2 separate regions of the Homo sapiens genome follow, and region 2 is linked to region 1. A link is an interaction called in ENCODE POLR2A ChIA-PET data of the cell type or tissue named here. Cell type or tissue: GM12878. All regions are shown on one strand. Links, peaks and the distances in the headings refer to the core of each region. The heading gives the core; the rest is flanking DNA.

What was found. Peaks named below come from ENCODE experiments on the same cell type or tissue, not always from the same donor. Only the 100,000 strongest peaks of a DNase experiment are listed, where the experiment ranks them.
Region 2: POLR2A ChIA-PET joins it to region 1 with 10 read pairs; 3 of 35 experiments call an interaction of 5 or more read pairs at or near these places.

The regions. Positions count from the first base shown.
Region 1 is chr3:47,342,230-47,351,409 of GRCh38, forward strand. KLHL18 (kelch like family member 18) reads left to right here. Exons shown (of 10, transcript NM_025010.5): 9 at 490-601; 10 at 1,326-4,587. The coding sequence ends at 1,712. Among named protein-coding and RNA genes, the nearest start is that of PTPN23, 34 kb to the right of the region's middle. In GM12878, for the core only: no CTCF peak of the experiment used is centred there; a DNase peak (open chromatin) is centred at 5,162; H3K4me3 peaks cover 461 bases; H3K27ac peaks cover 1,840 bases.
Region 2 is chr3:47,287,697-47,296,876 of GRCh38, forward strand. The region is part of intron 1 of KLHL18 (kelch like family member 18); the gene reads left to right. Among named protein-coding and RNA genes, the nearest start is that of KLHL18, 9.3 kb to the left of the region's middle. RefSeq lists an enhancer at 4,004-4,113. In GM12878, for the core only: no CTCF peak of the experiment used is centred there; DNase peaks (open chromatin) are centred at 3,981 and 4,205; H3K4me3 peaks cover 494 bases; H3K27ac peaks cover 2,620 bases.

The sequences.
Region 1 (9,180 bases), core at 531-8,530:
CCAGGCTGCCTGTAAAGAGGCTGTTGCAGTGGTCCAGATGAGAGGTCAGGGGTAGGGCACTGGTAGTGGGGATGGGAGCAAGCACTGACTAGGAAGCAAACCAGCCAGGACTTGGGGGACCACAGGAATGTTGATGGTGAGGGAGAAGCAGCCAGAATAGCACTGAGCTTTATAAGTACAGCAGCTAGAGGGCTGGTGGTCTGCTTAACAAGGCAGGGAGTGCAGGGAGGAGCAGAACTGTAGGAGAAAGAGGTCTTGTATGAGACAATGATTTTGAGCAGCCATGGAGATGAGCAGAGAAGATGGGCTGTGGGTTTGCAGCTTGGGTGAGAGGCGGCAGCCAGGGAGAACTGTCAGAGAGGTGGTGGGAGAGGTGATAAGAGATGGAGAGATGGCCAGCACAGTTCACCTAAACCCTGCTAGGCTGTCTTGAGGGAACAAGAACCCTGAATCTCATGCTTCCCCTCCTATTTTGACTCTTTCCTGAAGATGGACAGTGGTGACCTCGATGAGCTCGAATCGCAGTGCTGCTGGGGTTACAGTCTTTGAGGGCAGGATATATGTGTCAGGCGGCCATGATGGTTTGCAGATCTTCAGCAGTGTGAGTCTGGGCTCCCCCTGGGATAAGGGTACCTACTTCTGTCTTTGAGATTTATTTTAGAAGATCATTATTTGAAAAAACTTCAGCCTTGCCACAGCTGAATAAAGTATCATCTAGTGAGGTTTCAGGCTATCCACTGCACCTTCTGAAATTCTGAACTTCCAGAGAATGAGCCAGTGTACACAAAAGAAGGGCAAAGGGTAGTCACATCTGCAGCCACCACCCTGTTCTACTGTCTGTTGAACACTACATAGAACTTGTGAGATTCCTGCCCAAAGTAAGTTCAGTTATAGACCAAGTGTAAATTTGCAAACAGTTGTATTCTTTTGGATAATTTGTTTGAAATTGTATTTATTCTGTAAAAAAGGCTCAACAGCCATTTACTAGTCATTCCATAGTCAGTCAGTGCTGCAGTGGAGAGCCCTGGAGATTACAGGAGACCCAGCTCTCATACAGGTTCTGTCACTACCTAGCATTGCATCCTTGGGCACATCCTTTTTGTTTCCTTAGATGCAAACAGAAAGGGTTAGGTGAGGTGACCTCTCCCTGTCCCCATACACCAAAGAGCAGGCCTGCAGCAGAGGGAATACTGGGAGAGCTCCTTGTCCCCATACCTCCCACAGGAGTTTGACATCATGGGGGGCTGCTGTGCCCTGCACGGTCACTCCATGGACTGAGCTTTGCCTCTGACTGTCCTGTACCTGTGCCTCTCTCCCCACTGCAGGTGGAACACTACAACCACCACACAGCCACCTGGCACCCTGCAGCTGGCATGCTCAACAAGCGCTGCCGGCACGGAGCCGCCTCCCTGGGGAGCAAGATGTTTGTCTGCGGGGGCTACGATGGCTCTGGCTTCCTCAGCATTGCCGAGATGTACAGCTCTGTGGCAGACCAGTGGTGCCTGATTGTCCCCATGCACACGCGCAGGAGCCGGGTCTCCCTGGTGGCCAGCTGTGGGCGCCTCTACGCTGTTGGGGGCTACGACGGACAGTCAAACCTAAGCTCAGTGGAGATGTATGACCCAGAGACAGACTGCTGGACATTCATGGCCCCCATGGCGTGCCATGAGGGAGGGGTCGGTGTGGGCTGCATCCCTCTCCTCACCATCTAAGGCAGAGGATGGGATGTGGTGGGGCAGGGATCTGGTACAGACATAGGCGCTTCCTTCCAGGAACAGTCCCTCAGGAGAGGCAGTGGACCAGAAGAGATGGCGAAACGTGAGCTCGCCGGAGGTACAGTTTTTCCAGGTGCTTAAGCCCTCCCCCACTGTGCCACCCTTGTGACCTTCAGGCTTGGGTCATCAAGATGCACAGCATGGAACACAAGCTCCTCTGGATCCTGCAGCTGGTGACATGGAACTGTTTTCTGGTCCACATGAACACAGGCTCCATCCAGGCCCAGCTCCTACCCACCGCCTCTCTGTGGGCCAGCTGTTCACAGAAGGCCTTCCATCTGATGCTCCCCATCGCCTGCTTGCTCTCCAGCCGAGTCTGGCCAATTTGCCATGGGGAGGCTGCAGTGTCCAAGCCTGCTGGAAACTGGGATGTAGCTGGGGACGAAAGGACAGACCCAAGCGTTCTCCCTGCCTGAGATGGTGTGGCCACAGCAGTGGAAGGCTGCACACAGGCACATTCCTTCTTCCACAGTGGGGCACCAAGGATTCTGTCCTCATTGCTGGGTAAGCAGGGAGAAGAGAAGTTTTCCCCATGTCTAATTTTGGGATTTCAGTGAGGCCTTTTGATCTGTCCAGGAGAACAGAAGGGAAAAAAAGATACTTGAAAGAAACTGAAGGAAATTTAAACAAAGAAACACTTGAAAGAAACTGGAAAGAAAAATAATTTTTTTATGTGAACAAATTTTGCAAGAAGAAAAAAGCATAAAAGACACTAACGGCAAATCTATGTTTAAATGGAAAATCGTCTAACTGGAGAAGGGCGGTATCCACCCCACATTCGGATCCCAGGGTCCTGAGGCCTCGCATTGAGCTGGGGGTTCCCTCTGAGCCCCAGTGTGTGTGGAATCAGTGCACTCTTGACTGGGCCTGTAGTAAGGTGCTCATGGGGTTTGTCTTCTCACCCACCATCAGAGGACTTTTAAAATCATAGGCGTAGAGAGTTAGGCTATCTGCTGAATTACTGCCACTCTTCTTGGTGGGGGCTCCTAGCTGTGGCTGGGGGCTCCAGGCGCCCCTGTGATTACCTCCTACTGCCACCATGGCGCTCATTCAGATTCCCCACTCTCACTAACATTGCTTCCTTTTTTGACCAGCAGGAAACAGCAGGTCTGGCCAGATTCTCACTTGCCCATCAATCTCGTTCTTGGATGATTTCCCTCATTGTGATGCTTCTGGGGCACGTTGACCATATGCACCTCTAGAACCTAACCAGGGCTTCCTTCTACCAGCTGTGGGCGGGCTTGGTCTGGTAACCTTGTCTGCTCTGCCATTCCACTGCTCCTCCATCCACTCGCCAATCCCAAGAGTCTGGCCTCCCTCCAGCCCTGGGCAGACTGACCAGCAAGGTGGACCTTTACATTCAAGCACAGCTGGCTTTTATGACATAAAGAACTAAAGGCCGAAAGAATCTCTTGCTGCTGCAAAGAACAGATTTTATATTTCTTCCTCTAATCTTGGCAAATGACCTTTACCTTTTGGAAAGATTTCATATTGCTTCCTCCTCCCTGGATAGGACCTAATGTAGCACAGCGGGACTCAAAGAGGAGGACATTTTCTCTTGCCAGTGCACTGGGCAGTGGGGCTGTCCTTCAACTGCTGCTGCCAAAATTGGTTTTCTAAAATTCTTCCAGTAGAGACTAAAAGAAGATTCAATTCCTGTAACCCAAGACTGAGTCTTAGGGCTCCAGTCTCCACCTGCTTGGTTTCCTATCCTTTGCTGCCTGCCTGGGGTGGCCTGGAAGCCTGTTCAGAAAGGCACAATGTGGAGCCTGGGGTGTCTCCCCCACCCCAGGACCGTCAGGTTTACCAGTGTGTGCAATCGCCATGTATTCAGAGGGAAGTACCTTTGTTACCTACAACTTAGGAGCTAGGCCTCTGCTACAAGCACTTGAAAATGATATTTTTATTTTTAACGTCTCAACAATCTGATATCGGATGTCGTTTAACCTGGGCTCGTGGTAGGGCTCCAGCATTTCTCCCTCCTTCCTGGTTTGCCTGTAGGGGTAGACTCGGAAGGTGGGTGGGGTGTGCATTTCCTGTTAGGAGTGTATCAGTGCTTGTCTTATTATAAGCCCCTTTCTTTTGTGAATTTGAAGTAGCACCAACAAGCCTGGATTGTGAAGGTATTAAGAATCGGTCTGTGGGCTACTGAGTGGGTCCTTAGGATACTGGCCCAGATTTTGCCACTGGGTATGGCAGATCATTTTCTACCATGGCCTGCTGCTCTTGTAGTGGACTTCCTGAGTCCAATCCCACCTCCTGGTGTAGAATTTACACTGCTGCACCTGAGGTCGATGTTTCAAAGTAAGATCAAGCCAGTGTTTTGATCTGGGCTCTGAGCACAAGTCAGGAAACACCAACATATTCACACTCTCCCAGTAGGTTCCTCAGTCCGATGGTGAATGGCTATTCGTAAATGGCTGGTCTGGCTCTTTGGTGTTGGAGCCTTTCCAATAGCCCCATGAAAAGAAGCATCACCCAAGGATATTGTAAAAAGGATGTAACAAGGAGATAGGGTAGACATTGTACTCAGTGGGCCTTGGGGCCTAGCCCAGCTCTGAGCAGAGGACTGTGGCATTCACTGTCCTTGAGTGTTTCACCTTCTTGGATAACACACGGGCCTTCTCTTCTGGATTTCATCAGAGATTACAGCCAGATGGGGGCTGAAGACCATCCTCTTGACCACAGAGGTGTGACTGTGGGAATTCCTCCCAATTTATGGTTTCCCAGAAAATCTTAGTTCCTTTTATTTATAGAATGCATGTCTTTTGTGTTAAGAAACCAAAGAGAAATAAAGAGAACACTCCTAATAGCTCTTGTCCTTTCTTGGTTTATTTCTCAGATATTAGAAGTACATGTTTGTTTTTTAATTGTGATTCACTGAAAAAAATATATTGGACAAAATGGGAATATTTCTGTGAATATAAGGGAAAAGCCAGATGTACAGCAAAAGTAGTCTTTGGAGAGATTTATTTTATGAGAGTCACTTCTGGTGAAAAATATGCAAAGACTTCATTTGCACTTTGGGACTGCATATTGGTGCCTGTCCTGATCGCCCCTACTCTCGGATTTCCCCTTTTCTCCATTCACTGCCCTAAAACTCCAGAGTTTCCCAGTGGAATGTGGCTGCCTGTTGACTGCCTGGAATCAGCATCTCCAGCTCCTTTTTTATGCTCTAGGCGAGAGGTGCTTTAACTTTGGTGCACATAAAAGTCACTGGAAAATGTTTAAACCACAGATCCGTTCCTAAGTCCCTCTCTAGAGACAGGTTCCCTAGGGCTGGGGTGCAGCTCAGCATTCTGGCGTGAGCAAGTTTCCTTGGTGATTTGCATGCTCTTCAGTGTGAGAACTATACTCCCATCTTCAGTTTCACTTCCCCAAATACAGCCGCATTCCAGATCTGCTCTTCCAAGATTACACTGTGGTTAGTGTGGTTTTGCCTGTTGGGAAACTCTTCAGTCACACTTTTCCAAAAGTCAGCTTGTGATCAATCTTGTCCATTGGACTCCTGGATGGCAACTTAATTTTTTTAAGTTTTTGGAAGGCATATCACTCCCACACACACCCCACCAGGACATGTCTTACATATAAACACTCTTATCAGTTGAATCTCACATGGTCCTCAGTAATCCCCACGGAGCAGGTAACATTTTAGCATAAGGAAACTGCCTCAGAATGGCCAAGTAATTGACCTGACTCCAGCTAACCAGTGGCATTGTGAGAAATTGAGACCAGATCTCCACACTCACAGTCCAGTCTGCCTAAGGACAGCAGTGTCTTCCACCTGTGAAGGGAGCAGCATTCCTCCCAACAGTCATAGACCTTGGAAAAGCAGACTGGGCAGCAAGGGGAAGAGTGAAGAAGCAGGTGCCTTCATGCTGAAAGAGATAGCCAGACTATCTGGGAACTCTGCCCTCTGGGAGAAAGGCCTGTTGCTTGTAAAGTAGTAGCAGCCCTTTCCATGTAATCTATGCCCCCTTGACCAGAGCCAAAGAGCCCCATAGGTGAAGAGTGGACTGCTAAGTCAAACTGGATTCATCTGCTTGACTTTCCATTTCTTTTTTCTTTCTTTCTTTGTTTTTGTTATTTGGACTCCTTTCCCCCTCATGACCAACAGCAGAGCCCACTCCATTTCACCCCAAAGTCCAGCACTGCTGCTTTTTATTGCTACTCACAATAACCTAACAGTACACAACATTGCTTACTGCAGCCTTGAACTCCTGGGCTCAAGCGATCCTCCCACCTCAGCCTCCTGAGTTGCTGAGACAGCAGGTATGCACCATCATGCCTGGCTATTTTTTTTATTTTTTGTAGAGAATCGGTCTCACTATGTTGCCTAGGCTGGTCTTGAATGCCTAGCTTCAAGCAATCCTCCCGCCTTGGCCTCCCTAAGTGTTGAGATTACAGGTGTGAGCCACCACGCCCAGCTTAGTTCTGCAGTTCATAAAACCTAAACTTCATAGCATGACATAGAATGTCACTGAGATACTGACACTTCCTCTCAGCTGCCCAGCAGCGGTCTTCAGGATCTCAGTTTAGATGTTACCTTCATGAAAACATCTCTGGTCAGCGTGGCACTCCTCCTCCATCTGCTGTGCTGGCCCTTGGCCATATTCTACCATGCAGTGACCTGTTTACCTGTTTTACCTGCTACGTGGTGAGCTCTGTGAGACTCTCCATTACTGTAGACACAACAATGGACATGAAGAAGAGGCTGAACAATAGCTTCTTGAAGAATTTAGGGACAATCAGGTATATCCACATTCAAATGTCACCTAATCATGCTTCCCTTGTCTTCCTCCTTTTTACGTCACTGATTTTTTAATAGTTTCATTGAGTCATAGTTTACATACCTTAAAGTTCATTCATTTTAAGTGTCCAACTCAATGACTTTTAGTAAATGTACAGAGCTGTGCAACCATTATCACCATCTTGTTTTAAAATATTTTCATCACTCAGTTAATCCCTTTTGCAGTTCCCCTTTTCACCTGCATCATCAGGCAACCACTATTTTATTTTGTCTCTATAGATTTTCCTATTCTGGACATTTCACATAAGTGGAATCATATAATATGTGGCCTTCTGTGTCTGGCTTCCTACTTTAGAATAATTTAGTTCATTCATATTGTAGAATGTACCAATAGTTCCTTTTATTGTTTTTAAGTTGTATTCCACTTATACCATATTTTGTTCATTCACCGATTGATAAATGTTTAGATTGTTTCCAATTTGGGGCTATTATGAATAATACGGCTATGAACATTCATTTATAAGTCTTTGTTAGACATATATTTTCATTCCTCTTGGGTAGATCCTAGGAGTGAAACTGCTGGGATCATATAGTAGGTTTAGGTTTAACTTTTTAAGAAATTGCCAAGCTTTTCCAAAGTGGCTGTCCCTCTTTACATTTCCACCAGCAATGTATAATGAATGGTTCAGGTTCCTCCACATTCTTGTCGGCACTTGGACTTTTCTGTTTTGTTGTAGCCATTCTAGTGGATGCAAAGTGGCATCTCATTATGGTTCATTTGCATTTCTCTGACAACTAATGATTTTGAGCATCTTCATGCGATTGTTAACCATTTGTATATCTTTAGTGAAATATCTATTCAATTATTGCCCATTTTTAAATTGGTTCACATGTCTTATTAATGAATTGTAAGAAAGTTTTACATATTCTGGATACAAATCCTTTATTTATCAAATATATTATTTGCAAATGTTTTATCCCAGTCTTAGCTTGTCTTTATTTTCATTTTCTTTCTTTCTCTCTCTCTCTTTTTTTTTTTTTTTTTTTTTTTTTTTTTTTTTGAGACAGTCTTACTCTGTCGCCAGGCTGGAGTGCAGTGGTGTGGTCTTGGCTCACTGCAACCTCCACCTCCCAGGTTCAAGCAATTCTCCTGCCTCAGCCTCCTGAGTAGTGGGACTACACGTGCCCGCCACCACGCCTGGCTAATTTTTGTATTTTTAGTAAAGACGGGGTTTCACCATGTTGGACAGGATGGTCTTGATCTCCTGACCTCGTGATCTGCCCTCCTCGGCCTCCCGAAGTGCTGGGATTACAGGCGTGAGCCACCACGCCCAGCCCTTTCTCTTTTTTTTTTTTTTACTCACCACTATACTAACAAGGGCTCTTTTCATTTTCTTAGTGGTGGTGGTTGAATTGTAAAAGTTTTTTACTTTGATGAAGTTTAGTTTATCAGTTGTTTCTTTTATGGATCATGCCTTTGGTGTCGTATCTTAAGAACTTTTTGAAGTCTTCTTGTTTTATTCTTACATGTAGGTATGTGATCCACTTTGTGTTCATTTTTGGGCATGGTGTAAGGGAAGAGTCTAAATTCATCTTTTCATGGACCGATTTCCATTTGTCCAAGCACCATTTGTTGTAGAGTATCTTTTCCCCATTGAATTGCTTTGATACCTTTGTCTAAATCAATTGGGCATAAATATAAGGGTTTATTTCTAAACTCTTAGTTCTGTTCCATTGATCTGTGCCTGTCCATGATTGTGTGTTATTGATGACTCTGGCTTTAAAGTATTTGTAAGTCATTAAATCAGGTAATGTAACACCTCCAACTTTGTTATTTTTCAAAATTCTTTTGACTTTTCTAGATACTTTGCATTCCCATGTCACTTTTATGATCAGATTGTCAGTTACTACAGAAAAGCCTTCTGAGGTTTTAAATATATATTGTGTTTAATTTACAGATCAAGTTGAGAATTGCCATCTTGACAATATGAAGTCTTCCAGTCTGTGAACATGGAGTTTGTGTCCATTTATTTAGATATTCCTTGATTTCTCTTAGCAATATTTTGTTATTTTCAGTATATACATCTTACACTCCTTTTGTTAAAATGTTCATATTACTTTGCTATTACGAATGGAATTGCTTGCTGAATTTTGTTTTCAGACTTTTTGGTGCTAGTATATAGAAATACCATTGATTTTTGTTTATTGATCTTATATCCTGTGACCTGTCTAAATTCAATCTGTTAGTTTTATCATTTTTTAAAAAAATGTCCGTGTGTGTCTTCCTTGAGATTTTCTACATTATCATGTCATCTGCAAATAAAGACATTTACTTCTTTCTTTCCAATCTGTATGCCTTTAATTTTTTCCTGTCTTATTGTACTGGCTAGAAATCTAGTACAGTGTTGAATGAAAGTGGCAAAAGTGGACATCCTTGCCTTGTTCTCAATCTTAGGGAGGAAAACCTTCAGTCCATCACTGTTCAAGTTGATGTTAACCTGTGGGTGTTTCATCTATACCTTTTCCAAATTGAGGAAGTTTCATTCTGTTATTAGTTTCTTGAGAGTTTGTATCATGAATTGGTGTGAGATTTCATCAGATGCTTTTTCTGCATCTATGAGGTGACATGTGGTTTTTGTTCTTTAGCCTGTTAAT
Region 2 (9,180 bases), core at 634-8,633, 54 kb before region 1:
ATGGTCTCAAACTTATGACCTCAAGTGATCTGCCTGCCTCGGCCTCCCAAAGTGTTGGGATTACAGGCATCAGCCACCACGCCCGGCCAGTAGTATATATTTATTAATAATAACTTAATGGAGTTTCTAGAAGGAGTGGAGATAAATTCATGTGTTCAACCTGCCATTTTGAATTTGTTTTAGCTTCTGTTGAACTTTGAATGATTTTATCTGGACAAAATGTTCATTGCCTTAAATGACTTTGCTGGCAGGACACAGTGGCTCACGCCTGATCCCAGCACTGTGGGAGGCCGAGATGGGCAGATCACGAGATCAAGAGATCAAGAACATCCATGCCAACATGGTGAAACCCCATCTCTACTAAAAATACAAAAATTAGCTGGACATGCTGGCGCGGGCCTGTAGTCCCAGCCACTCAGGAGGCTGAGGCAGCAGAATCGCTTGAACCTGGGAGGCGGAGGTTGCAGTGAGCCAAGATCACGCCACTGCACTCCAGCCTGGGGACAGAGTGAGACTCTGTCTCCAAAAAAAAAAAAAAAAAAAAAAAAGACTTTGCCAACCACTGCACTAATTCATTAGCCTGCTCTTTACAAATGAAGACCCAAGCCCAGAAAGGGAAGGGACTTACTCAAGGTCACAGGTTGAGTTAAGCAGCACTGGGACTAGACTCTTCGTCTCCATATTCAGGGTCAGGTGTTCTCTCATGCTCTCCTGTTGCATCTTCTGTCACTGACGGTAAATGAACTGATTTCAGCTGCTACCACGTGAATTAATCTACCTCAGGTCTACTGTATTCATCCTTAATGGCGTGTCATCTTTTCTATCTTCCTGAATTTTAGGGAGAACGTGAAAATAAATATTAGCAGGCATGCCACATTCTCAAAATTAACTGCCAACACTTGAACCTAGGCTTAATTTCCTTTTGGAAAATATTTGAAATTTAAATTCACTGGAAGCCTGTCGGATAGTGAGATAGAGGCATGACAGAAAAGAGTAACATATTCATTTAAAAAAAATCACATTCTGTATCTCCCATGGCTTGAACCTGTTATGAGAAAAAGCCCATGGTCCTTTTCCTTGGCAAATCATTTTATCTTAAAAGTTATGAGGATTGTAGTGCAAGACTTGTTGGCATAAGGCTTGGCCTAGGTAGAGAGATTTGTGTCCATGGACGCTCTCATCCCTTCTTCCCAGCGTTGAGTTTCGTGTCCTTTGCTCTGGGCTGCCAGGAGCCCAAGGCTCAGGAAGCATTGTCTGATTCATCTGGGTCTAGCCAGTTGGGCACACTTGCTAGGTTTAATGAGTTTTTCTTCTTATTCATGAGATTTGGAGCCAGATTTTATATATTTATTTTTTCCCCTATGCTTCTGTAAGGCATTGAAATTCATATATTTCTGCTCTCCCTTTATCTCACACATTTATTTTCTTTTTGAGTGACAGCATAATGAGGTCACCAAACCTGAGTATTATTCACAGGGCCATAAGCTTAAAGGAGAGAGGAGCTCCCTATATAGACACACACCCTTTATTTTGCAACCGCTGATAAATGGTTCCTGAAAGATCTGCTGGCATTAGTCTTCTCAGCATTTTCCCAAGGCCCCTGCTGAGGTTTCGAACCTGGCTCTGATAATTTAGCCCTCAGAAGGAAATGTTTTTTCCATGGGTGAAAGGTACAGTATTAGAATATTTCCTTGTGTTACCCACTAAATGTAGGCACACAGTTTTCACGAAATTGGCTTCAAGAGCTACACATTTGAATCTGGAATCTTGCCTAATTTGTTGTCACCACTGGCTTTGTGATGAAAGAGTAGGTGGAGAAGGATATGAGGAAATGAAGTAAGGGCTTGTTGATGCATACCATTTTTATGTTGTGTATATAGTACAGTGAGTTACACAGGGTTAATTATAGAGCTAGAATAATCATATTAAAAGGAGCTGTAGGCTGGGTACGGTGGCTCACATCTGTAATCTCAGCACTTTGGGAAGTGAGGTGGGAGGATTGCTTGAGCCCAGGAGGTCAAGGCTGCAGTGTGAGCCATAGTTGAACGACTGCACTGCAGCCTGGCAATAGCGTGACTCTGTCTCAAAAAAAGAAAAAAGAGAATTGTAGAGGTTCCCTATCAAAGCTATCATTTTACATGTGAATGCATGGACATAGAGTGTGGAATGAATGGAGACTGGAGTGGGATGAGGGATGAGAAATTACTGGGTACAATGTACATTATTTGGATGATGGTTACACTAAAAGCCCAGACTTCACCACTATGCAATATATCCATGTATCAAAACTGCCCTTGTACCCCTAAATTTATACAAATAAAAACATTTTTAAGCCATCATTTTACAGATGTAAAAAACCCTGAGGCTTAGAGCTATTAAGGGATTTGCCCATGGCACAAAGCTGTATCAGCTGAGATCTAACACAGCTGTTTATTGGTGGAAGCCATGCTTTTACATCCTGTCAGATTATTCACCTGCCCTGCTGATGGTATGAAGCATAGTAGGGAACAAAGCATCCTTAGTGTCATTCTTGAGCACAGAGGGCAAAGATGTGAATGTCCAGATGCCACACCAACATTTTATTTCAGGAGAGAAGATGCAGGCTTTTTCTACTAGTCTTTTAGACATATGAATTCTTGACTCTGATTTTGAAATGACATTGTATTGGAAAACTTGTGCTTCTGAATATTGCTCATTCCCAGGGTTTTCTACTGACATTTTTCATGTAGTTAGGTTTATCTCTCTCTGTGTAGTTAGCTTTGTCTCCCTCTTTTTTTTTTTCCTTGAGACAGGGTCTCATCTCTTGCCCAGGCTGGAGTACAGTGGTGGATCACAGCCCACTGCAGCGTCGAAATCCCTGGCTCAAGCCATCCTCCCACCTCAGCCTCCCAAGTAGCTGGGACCACAGGTGTATGCCACCACGCCTGGCTAATTTTGTTTATTTTTTGAGAGATGGGGCCTCACCTTGTGGTCTAGGCTGGTCTCAAACTCCTGGGCTCAAGCGATCCTCCTGCTTCCACCTCCCCAAGTGCTGGGATTACAGGCATGAACCACCACACCTGGCCCAGCCTTGTCTCTTTCTAATGAGCAATAAGAACTGAGAGGAAGAACATGCTCCTTGAGGGGCACAGCACTTGTTATACAAATTTCCTATCAAAAATTCAGTTTTAATCTCCTTGTTCAAGTTATGTTGTGAATAATGCTGTTAAATTTGGACACCAATTAGGTGAATTAGAGAGCTTGATGCTGCCTGACATGTGGGTGGGGAAAGAGAGTTGGAGGTACAGCCTGGACTATCCGTTACCAGTCAAGCAACATTCATCATGTTCACCCTAAGGCTTCTGGAGCTTGCTGGCTGGCTGACTGGCTCGCCAGGTACATTTAAGAAGCCTGTGCTTGGGGATGTTTCTTAACTGCAGACGGTTCCTTTATTATTCTGTACATGAGACTCCATTGTTTGCCCCTTAGCCCCACTTGGTTTAGCTTGTAGGCTAGTTGATGGAAGATGAGACCACATTGTTTTTCTAAATGTGTGTTCCTAGCCCTTCCCAAATTACAAGCATGGCAGCTACCTTTCTACTTTCGAACTTGTTGAGTATTGGCACTGTCATTGCCTCTTTGGCATGGAACCAGCCAGCTGGCCTGTGGTTAGCTTAGGAAGACCTTAGGAAGAACATCCAAGCAGCTGATTACATCACCACTTTTTTCCAATTGGGGACAAAAGTGGGTGAACCAAGGTGCGTGAACTAAGAGTTAACAAGCATTTTCTGTAAAGGGCCAGATAGTAAATACTTAAGGATTCGTGGGTAATATAGTTTCAGTTGCAGCTACTTAACTCTGATGCTATAGTGCAAAAGCAGCTATACACAATGTATAAATGAATGGGTGTGGCTGTGTTCCAGTGAAACTTTACAAAAGAAGCATGAGCTGAATCCGTTGCCTATAGTTTACTGACCTGTTATATACTGATAGGGCCTCTAAGGCTTTTGAAGTAGGTTTTATTTTTATTATTTATTGCTCTAGCATATACTTCTGTAGTTTCAACACAGTATTTAGGAATTGAAGCATTTCTTGTTAAAGAATACAAATGAACCGGAAGTGAAAAAAATTTTCCCAGCTTACTACAGGTGATCATGGGACTATACTGATTAGTAAGTGAGTAAGTAACATAGAAGTTACTGTTAAATTTAGCATCTCATTTGTAAAGCCTTCACGCTCTGCTGGAACTTGAAGCAGAATGTTTCCAAAGTCTTAACTAAAGACACCATGCTCCCATTCTGTCTCAGTTGAAGCTGAGGATGCTTAGCTGCTGGCAGAATGGCAGGCCAGAGACCCTGATGGCTCTTACGTTCCAGTGAAACAGACAGTCTGTGTTCAGGGCCTTGAAGGTAAAGGTCAGAGCTTGGGCTTTTGGCAGGCAAAATAGGTGAACTGTAGTTCAAATATGACCCAATATAATGGTATATGTGGGCAGAGTGTTCTGAATAGCTGATCAGAACACAAAAATGCTTTTCACGCCTGTAATCCCAGCACTTTGGGAGGCCAGGGTGGGTGGATCACCTGAGGTCAGGAGTTCGAGACCAGCCTGACCAACATGGTGAAACCCCATCTCTACTAAAAATATAAAATTAGCCAGGCGTGGTGTCGCATGCCTGTAGTCCCAGCTACTCGGGAGGCTGAGGCGGGAGAATTGCTTGAACCCAGGAGGCAGAGGTTGCAGTGAGCCGAGATCGTGCCATTGCACTCCAGCCTAGGCAACAAAAGTGAAACTCCATCTCAAAAAAAAAAAAGCTTTCAAAAAATAAGCTCAAGAACAGATAGATACTTGTACACCAATGTTCACAGCAGCATTATTCACAATAGCCAAAAGGTGGAAGCAACCCAAGGGTCTACCACTGGGTGAATGGATAAACAAAATATGGTATATGGCTGGACACAGTGGCTGATGCCTATAATCCCAGCACTTTGGGAGGCCAAGGCAGGCAGATGGCATGAACCCAGGAGTTTGAGACCAGCCTGGGCCACATGTCAAAACCTTGTCTTTACAAAAAATACAAAAATTAGCCAGGCGTGGTGGTATGCACTTGTAGTTCCAGCTACTTGGGAGGCTGAGGTGCGAGAATCACCTGAGCCCCGGGAGGTCAAGGCTGCAGTGAGCCATGATTATACCACTGCACTTCAGCCTGGGCAACAGCGAGACCCTGTCTCAAAAAAAAAAAAAAAAAAAGTATATACATACAGTGAAATATTACTCAGCCTTTAAAAAGAAGAAAATTCTGCTGCAACATGGGTGAACCTTGAAGACATTACACTAAGTGAAATAAGCCAGTTACAAAAGGACAAATGTTGTGTGATTCCACTTATATGAACTACCTAGAATAGTCAAATTCATGAAGACAGAAAGTGGAATGATGGTTGCCAGGGGCCGGGAGGAGGGGGAATGGAGAGTTACTGTTTAATGGGTATAGTTTCAGTTTGGGAAGATGAAGAATTCTGGAGACAGATAGTGGTGATGGTTGTAGAATGTACTTAATGCCACAGAACTGTACACTTGAACATGGTTAAAATGGTAAACTGTATGTTATTTATATTTAATCCAATTTTCAAAAGATAATTAGCTCAAGAAGACTTGTTACCAGGTGGGCAAGAGAGATTGCTTATAGTGCTTTGTGACTGTAGACACTAAAAACAATTTGTCTTTCTATTGAAACCCAATGATTAGAAACATCTGATGCTAAGGAGTAATCTTTCCTACTCTTTATTTTTGTACTTGGTGCCTCAGCTGTTAAGAGTCAAATTGTATTAGTTCAGCCCTGTAGCTGCACTTCAAATGGTCACTTAAAAGGAATTGCCTTCTAAGAGGTACATATTTAGGAGATGCAGATGTGTTGTGAGCTTATTTTTCTTGGGTTGGTTTGTAAGCTGTAAATGTCGTGTAACCTTGACAGAGCTATTTTGAGGACCAGCAAAACAAGCCGTGCTAACATGTCTTCCAAGTAAAGGTGTGTTGGCATCATCTGCAAATTACAAATAGCTTTCAAACCTATAATTCTACCCCATTTGTCCTGTGGGTCCTCATACTCATTATGTCTAAAGTGAACACCCTTGCCCATCTTTTGTTTCCTCTGTGTTAGGGGGGCACACAATCCATCTAGTCGTGCACAGTTGAAACTCTGGGATTGTCTTTGGCTCATCCTCTCTTATGTGTATTTTGTGACACTTATTACAATAGTAATTACATAACTATTTATAGTGTTGTAACTCCACAAGAGCAGGGCTGTGACTGAATTATTTACTGAGGTATCTACATAATAGCTGCTCAGTAAACCACTGTCCTAATTGAGATCCTCTTCATCTTTTACCTAACCCAGGATTTCTTTAACTTTACTAGCATGTTGAGAGAATTCTTACCGACCTTCTAGTGAATGAGCCTACTAACAGATTGTTTTTCTAGGGAAAAACAGATTTCATTGTAGGGAATGAGCTACTAACAGATTGTTTTTCCCCAGGCTTAATTCTGATCTTATTCTGCTCTGAGTGGCTTCTCATTTCGTTTTCATTCAGCAGGGTGCTCAGCAGGTATGTCAGCACCTTCCATGTGCCAAGTACTGTTCTAGGTGCTGAGGGTGCAGCAGTGAGCAGAGTAGGCCAAGCCTTTTTGAGTATGAGCTTACATCCTAGTGGAGTAGCAGACAATAAACAGATGGAAGATGTCCAGTGGTGACCAGTGCCATGAAGAAAAGTAAAGCAGGAGCCAGCCTCTCTTAATAGAGATCTAAATGAAGTGAGGGAGCAATCCATGAGGATATCTGAAGGCAGAGGGAACAGTAAGCACGGAGCCCTGAGGCAGGAGCACACTTGGTGTTTTGGGGAAACAGCAAGAAGCCAGAATGATAAGGGCAGAGTGACCAAGGAGAAAAGTGGAAGGACACGAGGTCAGAGAAGTAGCCACCCAGCCCAGCACAGTTCCTTGCATGTGTATGGTATGGCTCAGTAAATACGTTGTGAATGAATGAATGAAACCAATCAATAATTATGTATTTATGAATAAAAAATCAGGGCAGGGTGTTAGAGGTATACCTAAGGTAATAGAAAGTTAGGATGCATATTCCATGGTTCATGAAGACAGCACTGCGTTTTGCTTGCACTTTCCCCTTCGGTTTAGGAGAGATGATGATAATGGCCGGAGCCAGAAGACTAATTCTGACTTGTTCTTGAAGGAAATTCTGTTCTGCACACAGTGACAATCAGAGGTTAGAAACTTGTCAGCGGAGCCGTGAGTCGAGCAGAGCTGCTCAGCTCTTGGTGGTTGTAAAACGTGCCTCTACCTCATGTTTGAGAAAGCTTGTGTTTTCCGTGTATATGGCTTAGCATTTTAAGTAATCACGATATCTGAGGGGTAATGGGAATGCAGGAGCAGCAGGTGGTGGCTAGTTTTCTGTAGGATTTAGGAAAGGACTGCTGATTTAACTGAATCTCTGATTATTCTAAGCTGCTCATAGAAATCCACCAGTCACTGCTGTCTCAGACGTCAGAGGGAGAAGCTTAAGCATGTTCTGTTGTTGACAGCCATTCTGGTTGACTTCTCTAAGACTGCCAGCTGTATTCTTGATATTCAGAGTCCTGCAGATGTGGCCCCTCTCTGCTATTCTACCCTGCTTTCCCACAGTGTCCTCTTGCATCAGCTGGCCATCTCTCCATGACTGTGTTCCCCCTCCTCTGGGCCTTTGCTCTAGTGTTCCTTTGGCTTGGAGTATCTGCTCACATCTGCCAAGCAGAGCCGTATCCATGCTTCAAGCTTTCTTCCATATTTTCTTCCTTTGCTTTCTTTCCTTTTTCTTTCTTCCCTTGCTTTCCCTTTCCCTTTCTCTTTCTCCTCTTTTCTTTTTTCTTTCTTCAGGGTCTTGCTCTTGCCCAGGCTGGTGCAGTGGTGCAATCATAGTTCATTGTAACCTCGAATTCCTGGGCTCAAGTGATCTTCCCACCTCAGCTTTCTGAGTAGCTGGAACTACAGGTGTGTTGCCACCACACTCAGTTAATTTAAAAAAAAATTTTTTTTTTTTGGTAGATACAGGGTCTTGCTTTGTTGCCCAGGCTGGTCTCGAACTCCTGGCCTCAGGCAATCCTCCCACCTCGGCCTCACAAAGTGCTGTGTAGCCACTGTGCCCGGCCCCTTCAAAGTTTTCTTTTCTCAAAGGGACCCATGCCCTCTTTCTTGTGCTCTGTCCTATCACAGTGGGGGGTTGTGTGAAGTCCCATCTCTCTGAAGACAGTCTTCTCATATCCCTCCAGGTGTAGTTCATCTCCCCCTCTTCCACTGCACCTTAACCCCTCATTACTTAGTGTTGTCATTGGACTAATAGCGTCAGCATCACCTGGGTGGGGGCCTGTTCGAAGTGCAGAATTTCAGGTCCCGCCCCAGACCTACTGAACTAGAATCTGGTGCTTCTTACATCCTGTGCACATTAAAGTTTGAGAAGCATTGCCGCCACACATTGGTCCTACTCCCCTTACTGGTCTGAGCAGGATGTAGATGGTTCGAGTGTTTTTGTTCCCCTCTAGATGTTGAACTCCTGAATCGTGAGCCATCTCTTACCTAGTATAGTTCTTAGCATGTTTCAAGCACTTAAAAGTATTTACTGAATTACCTTAACTAACCCCTGACCTTATGTTTGAGATGCTTCTTCAGTCAACATACTATATAAGTGCATTTACCTGTGCTTGGTGCTTGTAGGTGCATGAGACACCCTGCTGTGAATGGGAGTCAGCCTCTGTCTTTGGCATTTATAGATGAGTGGGGAAGATAGATTATGCATCAATTATTAATAATTATGAGAAAAGGCAGAGTCTGATAAATTCTGTAACTGCATAGGCATCACCAGAGGCCTAAGGGAACATCAAAGGAGTAGCTGATATTTACAGTTCTGAGGGTTTGTGACTGTTGCATGGAAAGGATGGTATTTAGTTGGTACATTGCAAGATGAATAGGACTTTGACAGACAGGCACAGTGGAAAGAGGCATTCCAGGCCAGGGGAGAGTGTTCAGAGGCCCAGGCATGAAAGTACACCTACAGTGTTTCTTAAATAAGTAAGACATAGAGGAGCAAGGTGGAAGGTGGGATTGGAGAGGTCGATTGAGTACAGACTGTGTACTCCTTAAATTTTCATGGTGAGGAGTCT